Regions from separate parts of the Homo sapiens genome. Here region 1 is linked to region 2. The links are chromatin loops, found by intact Hi-C in ENCODE. Cell type or tissue: tibial artery. All regions are shown on one strand.

Evidence for each region. A loop is a pair of places that touch in the nucleus more often than their neighbours do. Peaks named below come from ENCODE experiments on the same cell type or tissue, not always from the same donor. Only the 100,000 strongest peaks of a DNase experiment are listed, where the experiment ranks them.
Region 1: it touches region 2 in a loop (11-fold over the local background); 8 of 110 quality-filtered maps call a loop at or near these places.

What each region holds. Positions count from the first base shown.
Region 1 is chr13:70,954,589-70,959,588 of GRCh38, reverse strand. No RefSeq gene overlaps it. Among named protein-coding and RNA genes, the nearest start is that of LINC00348, 58 kb to the left of the region's middle. RefSeq lists an enhancer at 1-684. In tibial artery, no CTCF peak of the experiment used is centred here; no DNase peak of the experiment used is centred here.
Region 2 is chr13:71,895,613-71,900,612 of GRCh38, reverse strand. No RefSeq gene overlaps it. Among named protein-coding and RNA genes, the nearest start is that of DACH1, 31 kb to the right of the region's middle. In tibial artery, no CTCF peak of the experiment used is centred here; no DNase peak of the experiment used is centred here.

The DNA.
Region 1 (5,000 bases), 940 kb after region 2:
ACTGCATAAGAGCTTGTGCATTATTTATGTCCACTAATGGTGTTGCAATGCGCTTTGTGTGAAGCAGTGACAGTGCAATCTGCTAAGATAGCTGCTGCTGTGGACAAAGCCATACATTTTCTTGAGCTTGAATTTTTGACAGAATACTCTATTAATGCCAATTCTGCTTAAGTAAATGCTGAACAGGGGTCAGTTTTTCCTTTTTCCCCTTTTCTCTTATTATTTAAGAAAACAGTGCCATAAAATTGAAAATGATGTTCTAAGGTTTACTGAATTTTTCAGTACAATAGTGGCCGGTAAAGGTCACTCTACTTTTTTGTCTACATTTGTGATTTCATGTGATGGTCCACAGACTCAATAGGAAAGCTCTTAGCACTGGAAAAGGGAGGTGCTATTAATCCCAGTTTCAGTGCCATTATACTCTTCAGTGGATCAATAGAATTAAATGAGCTGAGATATTAGGAAAATATTGAAAAAAGCAGGAGGGCTGTATTGTTTGACCAGGGTTGGGATGAGTTGAAAATAAAGAACCATCTAAAGCAGCTGTCAATAAATCATGAAAACTATACTCTGAACCAAATGGAATACAGCATGAAGCCTCAAACTTTAAATGTCCATAATATCTGTTGTGGTTTTTTTAATTAAACATTTTATTTGAAATATCCTTTGCAGTTCTCTTTTTTCAATCACATATTTTTTAGAGAAAAAAATGTTCTTAAGCTGATATTTAGACGAGGGAAGTTCCACTCATAAATTACAAAATATATTTTGGTATATGAAGCACATTATAAAAGAAGTGGAAAGAGATTTCAAATATTGAAAAATGAAATGCAAAATTATTTTCACCTCTGAACATCTCTATTGGTCTCTCTCTCTCTCTCTCCTTCTCTCTCTCTATATATGTATGTATATATATATGTGTATATATACATATATATATATATATATACTTCTTGCATTATAGATATATGGCAAATTTTTCTCTTTATTGTGGCAATATTTTACCATTTAATTAAACAGTAATATTAAACAGTAATAAGTCAATACATTCTAGTCTTCTTAATAGCAAACATAACTTGTATTTTCTTTACCTTAGCCAAGAATAGGTATATGTTACATTGAACACTAATAATATAATGGTTTCTTCTTTGAACAAATAAGAGTAGTAAAGACTTATCAATTCCCACTAAATGAAATTGGAAGCCCTAGATAAAGGTTTCACAATCATATGTTTAATTCTTGGTTATTAAGCCTGATCAGATGTGGCCACATTGTAAAATTATCTTGCAGCAAATAAATTTAGGATATTGTACCATCTTTATTTTCAAAGCTAATCTCTAAGAAAGATCTTTACTTGAGAAAAATATTTTTAATCTCCGAATAATGTGATGGAGACTGCAAACTGTTTATTTAAATTTATGTTCTCTTCATCCTGGACATACCAGACTATGTGTTCCTTCCTCCCTTGCTGTTAGGTGTGGCCATTTCTAGAAGAAAGAATGTGAGAATGAGTGGCATAGCGCATTTCTAGGCTGAGGCGTTCAAAAAGTGGCCTTGCCCCGTCTGTGTCTTCTTTCCTCCCCTATGAATGAGTGCAGATTATAGGGATTATAGAAATAGTAGGGTTACAAAAAGCAAGAAGCATGGACACCGGAATAGCTGCAAAGAATTGCTGCAAATTGGGAACACGTGCCTGTGTGGTGAAGCAAGCAAGAATGATCATCGATGATGTAGGATTCATGATACCTATTGGGCCTATTTATTACCACTGCTTAGGCTTCCCAAAACAATAGAGATATCATTAAGTAAGGGTCAGTAATTTTTGACACGTAATGGCTGTCAAAGATAAACACACTACTGACTAGAGCACAAGAATTGCTTTTCACTTCTCTTCCACCTTTTCAGATTGACCTATATGTAGCACTCTAGTCTATAGTCTGTTTTGCTTTTGACGATCTAGAGGATGACTTCTCACAAAATGAGAAATTGTACTTAAGATGGCCCCAAAATGAGTTTAATTCGATACTATCCTTATTCAGTTGTGTATATCCATTGCTAGTAGAATACAACTTCATGTGACTATCCTGCATAAAAACAATATTCTTATTTTAATGAACTATTTTATTGCCTCAGAAATTATGATTCTATCCCTTGAGCAAAACAGAGAAGTTTTTATTTCCCTGACAACAACTTTTGCATATGGAGCACAAGATGGAATATTGAGAAAATTCAATAAGGATTTGGGGTCTCACATGATCTGTCTGACTTCATGTTGATACAGTCTAAGCTCTATTAATTATTATTATTGTTACTATTGAGACTGAGTCCCCTTCTGTCTCCCACGCTGGAGTACAGTGGCATAATCTCTGCTCACTACAACCTCTGCCTCTCAGGTTCAAACAATTCTCCCTGTCTCAGCCTCTCGAGTAGCTGGGATTACAGATGCCCGCCACCACATCTGGCTAATTTTTGTATTTTTAGTAGAGATGGGGTTTCACCATGTTGGCCAGGCTGGTCTTGAACTCCTGACCTCAGGTGATCTGCCTGCCTTGGTTTCCCAAAGTGCTGGGGTTACAGGTGTTACATCACGACCAGTCTAATCTCTATTGATTTTTGATAAGAATTCTACAAGTTGCTAAAGAAAAATTGCTTAATGTGAATGATCTTAGAACATGATACTAACTCTCACTGATCCATCTTAAATTGAAGACCAAATCTGAAGGGACAGATTGAACCTTTAGGAGAGAAGATCAATTAGATAAATCAGAATTGTTATTTAAAACAAGTTTATTTTTCCTTCAGTTTTAGAAAACAATAATTGTATAACAGAAAAGTAAGCCCTAAATTCCCATCTCCTCAACTTCTTCCCTCAATCCCTAATATTCTTTTTGTATGTACATCCTCAGTCAGTCCATATGTACTTCTATACAAATGGTAAAATTAATTTTTAGTATACATTTACATAAGTTGTCTTATGCCATATTTATAACATTTTCAGATTTCTAATCATGAACATTTAATGCATATTTGTAAAATAAATGAACAAATTTATAAAATAATATTGGCATGAACAAGAGCACTTGGGTCCAAAGAGATTTTGCTCCCCTATGAAGTTTAACCCTTAAACTTCCATATCTCAGAGTACAGAGTCAGCTTAACATCTTAAACCTAGTTGTTAATAGAATGAAATATATAAATTTCTAACTGTGTCTTTTTTCAGTCTGAAACTCTGCAACAAAGTGGAAACTAAGGATACAAGCATTCCTGTGCCCCTAATAACTTCTAATGTGATACAGCAACTGTCAGTCTTCAGAATGAGGAAATATTATTATCCCCCTTTACATTAGCCGAATTTCCAGACTTATAGATACATTAGGTAGATTCCAAAGAAAGAGGAACTTTAGGAAAATTAAGCAGAGTCTTAGAATAATTGAGATTAGTTAAGATTACCTAATTTGTGAGCAGGAAAAGCAGAACATGACTGTCATAAATTAAACAGAACATGATTGTCATAAATTAAAGGTGACATTTATTGGAAATACACTAGAATATTTTACAGATTAAAGGAAGAGTTGAATAAGAGAGATTTGAGAAGCAAAGAAGCCAGAAATAAACAGGGTTCTGGCAACAATTCATGAAGATTTTACCAAAGTAATATTGTTGGTCATGTCCCATTATTGGTTCCTGAATTCTCTTTAGTGGACTATGAGCAACACCTAAAATAATAGTATGCAATAGAAACTACAAAGCTATAATTCCCAGGGTAATTATTGACTTGTAAAACATTAATTTTTTTCTGAATGTATTTCTGTATACTAAGTCTGTTGTGTTACATATTTCTTACTGTGGTCTCAGTAAAAAATTTAAAAGTCGGAGGCTCCAAAGCACTGCATTTGATGTAACTCAATTTCACTGTATTCTAAATACCAAGTTGCTTGGGAAAACATTTGATTAATTTATCTTGGGCCATATGTCTTCCCAAATGTATTAATTCAAGCATGACTATGTATACAAAGTCCAATAATATGGACATGGGGGTGGCTCCTGAATTTCCCCCCATCCCCAGGATAGGTAGATTTTCCAAAAGATCTAATTTACTCTATTTGTTAAATTCATGGACTTTGATTTTATGAATTATTGAGATGATGATTATTATTACAATCTGCATTGTTCTTGGAATATCAAATCTATGGAACAAAATTGCTCTCTTCAAATGTGCATTTAATAACTGGGAGAATAGAACCATGGGTATATAGCAATGGTTAGAGTAACTTATTCAGTTACTGGAGTAGGAGAGATCACACTCTTCTTGTATTAAGTGAAAGGTAATGAAAAATACATAAATGCTAAGCCTCTATTTTGTTTTCCTGAAAGGGTCTTAGAGTGTAGCTAAACTCAAGAACATCTGGAATCTTGTGGTTGGAGATAAGAGTTACATTGCAGACTGAGAAGTGTGATGGGCAAACTATTTCCACCTATCTGCCTCATGATAATCAATAGATAATTAACAGGTTAAATTAATATGGTGTCAGTACTGGTTAAATCTACATGGAAGAATAAGCTGACATTATAAAAATTATATTCTACAAAATTATAGAAAGTTTTAAATGATTTAAAAATTCAAACAGGCAAGTCAAAATAGTAGAGTATGATCATGTTTTTAAAACACATATGTATGTGTGTGGTGCAGAAATATGATATAAATATGCAATCATTATTTAAAATGATGCAATTGTGCTTAAAACTTATTTTGCTTATGTCTGTTATAACCAAATTTTCTACAGTAAACACCTTCGTAGAGTAAGAAGAAAGACAATTTTACTTAAAACCGTATGTAAACCATACATATAAAATTGTGTGTGTATATTTATTTTATTTAATTGATAGCTTGAGTGGTCTTTAGAAAGCAACTAATTCAAAACTCAAAATAGAGAAATTAAATGATTTCCTCAAGCTCAAGCAGCCCAGAGATGACAGATTCTAATGCATGTCTTTACCTC
Region 2 (5,000 bases):
CACATTCCTATATGCATGTTATATTTCACAATAAAAATGTTTAAGGAAGAAACAAAAGAAAACTGAGAAAACAGAATAAAAAATAAAATAGAATTTTATTTCAAGTCAGTTTAGCTTGCTTGCTTTAAAAAATTATCTTAATACTGTACTCTAGAATCAAACATTATTGTTTGTTGTTTCAAATCTAATTGTATATATCCTTTGGAAATATCTGTTACTTATTAACAATTATTATCAGAGTAACCACTTTTACTGAGGCATCTGGGAAAACATTAGAAAAAGACCCAGTCCTTTACTGTGGGCAGTACTAATGTATTGGTTCTTCTTTTTCCTTTATATACTCTCTCTTTCCAGAAGTTAATCTGTTCTCATGACATCAACCATTTTAATGTCTTGATTTCTCCCAAATATATGTATATTTCTAATTTGTTTTTCAAAAGAGACACCTTGCTATATCTGTAGCCAGAATGTAGGATGCAGGGGGACCTGGAGGCCTTCTTCTGTATTGTTTTATGATGCATTCTGATACCCTTAGTGTCTGACTCACAGTAAGGATTTAACAAATATTTGTCGAATAAGCAGATGAATGAATGTAGCTTCTGAGTAAACATTTTCATTAATTTAATGACAAACAACTAATATATTTTTAAACAGAGAAATATAAATTATATATCTTTATGGTGTACAACTGATTTTTTTGTATTTATTTATTATTATTTAACTAGCTGATATACTCACATTTCACAAATCAAAACAAAATACAGTAGTGTCACTGTACAGTAGGATGACTTGTTAACTAAAGTTGTCCTCCTTCTTTATCACAGTTTTTGCTTTCTGCAGTTTCAGTTATCTGTGTTAAACCCTGATCTGAAAATATTCAATGGAAAATTCCAGAAATAAACAATTCATCATAAGTTTTTTATTGATACATAATCTTTGCACAAATTTGTGGGATACATGTGATAGTTTGTTACATACATAGAATCTGTAATGATTAAACCTGGGTATTTAGGATGTGCATCTTCTTAAGTATCTATTATTTCTATGTGTTGAAAGCATTTCAAGTCCTCACTTATGTCTATTTTGAAATTTACAATACGTTGTTGTTAACTGTAGTCGTCCTACTCTAACATCAAGCGTTAGAACCTATTCTTTCTGTGTAACTGTATTTTTGCACCCATTAGCCAGCCTCTCTTTATTTCCACCCCAACACACACCCACATCCTTCCCAGCCTCTAGTAACCATCATTCTCACTCTTTACCTCCAGGAGATCAACTTTTTAAGCTCCCACATAAGTGAGTACATGTGATATTTGTCGTTCTGTGTCTGTGTTATTTTTTAATGTAATGACCTCTAATTCCATCCATGTTGCTGCAAACAACATGATTTAATGCATTTTTACAGGTGAATAATATTCTACTGTGTAAATGTACCACATTTTCTTTATTCATTCACCCATTAATGAATGCTTAGTTTCATTCCATATCTTTGTTATTGTCAGTAGTGCTGCAATAAACCTGGGGGTAACGCATTCCTTGGATATACTGATTTCCTTTCCTTTGGATAAACATCCAGTAGTGAAATTGCTAGACCATATGGTAGTTCTCTTTAGTTTTTCTTGAGGAACCTGTACTGTTTTCCATAGTGGCTGTACTAATTTACATTCCCATCAACAGTGTATAAGAATTCCCTTTCCTTTACATCCTCTCCAGCAGCTGTAATTTTTTGTTTTTTTTTTTAATATTAGACATCCTAATTGGGATAAGATGATATCCCACTGTGGTTTTGATTTGCATTTACCTGATGATTAGTATTGTTGAACACTCTTTCATATACACGTTGGTCATTTGTGTGTCGTCTTTGTAGAAATATCTACTTTGATTTTTTGCCTAATTTTTAATGGGATTTTTGTTTTGTTTTGTTTTGTTTTGCTGTTAAGTTGTTTGAGTTTCTTTTATACTGTGGATAATAGTCCCCTGTTAGATGAATAGTTTGCAATTATTTTCTCCCATTCAAAACGTTGTCTCTTCACTCTGTTTTCTTTGCTTTTCAGAAGCTTTTTAGTTTGGCTATTTTTGTTTGGCTATTTTTGTTTTTGTTCCCTATGCTTTTGGGGTCTTAGTCAAAAAATCTTTGCCTAAACCAGGTGGAATATGTTCCCTATGTTCTCTTGTGATCATTTTATAGTTTCAGGTCTTATACTTAAGTTTTTAATTCATCTTGAGTTGGTTTTTGTATATGGTGATAAATAAGAGTCTAGTTTCATTCTTCTGCACATCCATATCCAGTATTCCCAGCACCATTTATTGAAGAGGGTGTCTTTTCCCTGATGTATGTTCATGGTGCCTTTGTAAAAAATCATTTGGCTGTAAATTTATGGGTTTATTTCTGTGTCTTCTATTCTGTTCCATCAGTTTTTGTGTCTGTTTTTATCCCAATACCATGTTATTTTAGTTACTATAGGCTTGTAACATATTTTGAAGTAAGATAGTGTGATGCCTCTAGCTTTGTTCTTTTTACTCAGGATTGCTTTAGCTATTTGAGCTCTTTTTTGGTTGCGTGAAACGTTTAGAATTGTTTTTTCTATTTCTGTGAAAAATATTATTGGTATTTTTATACGGATTGCATTGAATGTGTAAATTGTGTTAGGTTGTAAGGTCATTTGAACAATATTAACTCTTTCAATCCATGAGCATGGGATGTCTTTCCATTTGTTGTGTCCTCTTCAATTTCCTTCATCAGTGTTTTGCAGTTTTCCTTGCAGAGATCTTTCATTTCCTTGGTTAAATTTATTCCTAGGTATTTTAAATGTTTTTGTAACTATTGTAAATGGGATTCCCTTTTTAAATTTATTTCTCAGTTACCTCATTATTAGTGTATAGAAATGCTATCATTTTTGTTTGTGAATTTTGTATCCTTCAACTTTACTGAACTTGTTTATAAAATCTAAAAGTTTTTTGGTGGGCTCTTTAAGCTTCTCTAAATATAAAATGGTGTCATCTGTAAAAGGGGACAATTTAACTTCTGTTTTCAAATTTGGATGCCTTTTATTTCTTTCACTTGCCTGATTGCACCAATTAGGACTCCCAGTACTATGTTGAATAGGAGTGGTGAAAGTTGTCATTCTTGTCTAGTTCCAGTTCTTAGAGGAAAGGCTTTCAGCTTTATCTCATTCACTTTGATGTCAGCTGTGGGTTTGTCATATATGGCCTTGATTATGTTGATGTATGTTTCTTTTCTGCCTAGTTTGTTGAAAGGTTTTATCATCAATAGATGTTGATTTTATTAAACGCCTTTTCTGCATCTATTGAGATAATCATATGATTTTGTTCTTTATTCTGTTGATGTGATGTATCATGTTTATTCATTTGCATATGTTGACCCATCCTTGCATCCCTGGGATGACTACCACATGATCATAGTATATTATCTTTTTGATGTGCTGTTGGATTCAGTTTGTTAGTATTTTGTTGAAGACTTTTGTGACTATGTTCATCAGAAATATTGGCCCAATGTTTCCTTTTTTTATTTTTGTCCTTGTCTGGTTTTAGTATCAGAGTAATGCTGGCTTCATAGAATGAGTTAGAAATAATTTCCTTCTCTTCTATTTGTCAGAATAGTTTGAGGAGAATTGGTATTAGTTCTTCTTTATAAGTTTGATAGAATTTGGAAGTGAAGGTGTCAGGTCTTGTGCTTTTCTTTCTAGGAGACTTTATTATTGATTCAATAGCATTACTTGATATTAGTCTGTTCAGGTTTTCTATTTCTTTCTGATTCAGTCTTGGTAGGTTTTATGTGTCTAGGAACTTATCCATTTCCCATAGGTTTTCCATTTTATTAGTGTATAGTTCATAGTAATCTCTGATGATCTCTTGTATTTCTGTAATGTCAGTTTTAACATAATATTTTGAAATATGCATACATTGTGGAATGGCTAGATTGACCTAATTAACATATGCATTATCTCAGATACTTTCCTTTTTTTGGTGAGAACACTTAAAATCTACTCTTTCTCAATTTTCAAATATGAAATATATTGTCATTAATTATAGTCACCATATTGTACAATAGAGCTCTTGGGTTAATTTCTTCTAACAGAAATTTTGTATCCTTTGTCCAGCATCTCCCCAATCCCATTCACACCCCAACCCCCAGCCCCTGGTAACTTCCATTTTACTCTATGCTTCTATGAGTTCAACTTTTTAGATTCCACCTACATACATTCCACAAGTGAGATCATGTGGTATTCGTGTTTCTGTAACTTCATTAACTTAAAAACTATATTCAGTGCCTCCTTTATTCCAGGCCTTATGCTAGACCCTAAAAACACAAGTTTATGTAATACATAGCCATTTCATACAGGACCTCATGATCAATTGAAAGTGCTAATGATGTTAATACATAAATCAAATATACTATTTCATATGCTATAAGAGTGTTTTTGGTTAAATATATCTTTAGCAATTTTGTCAAATATAATGGCCAAAAGTGTGTATCAATGATTTTTTAAAATCTTATAAGAAGAAAATGTGATATTTTTTCTTATTCATTGTCCCACATGAATTATATACACAGATTTGAAAGATTAGGCCAAATTCAGTTATCACAGGCTCATCAGAAATAGATGAAGGAGAAACAAGTCTTCCCAAGGAAAGAAGTAAGTACCCCAAGGTATGTTGAAACCGATGGGAATGAATCATTGCCCAGCCTATGAGGGACAGGATGGGCTCACAGAGGCCTATAGCTCTTTGGGCTTGGCAGAAGTAGCTAACAACTCAGGGAAACTGGATCAAAGAGATGCTGGAAACCAGGTAAGCAGGAGTAGGAAAAATGGGGAAAGTGGTCATTTTTCCTTGAGGCATTTCTAATTATCTGGTCTCCAATTCTATGCATCTGCTGTCTTCTTTTTTAAGTCTATATCTGCCTCTATTTCTCCCTTCTGCAATACCTAATCCCCTGTCAAATATCCACGACATGTGAACTTAACTATGTTTACATT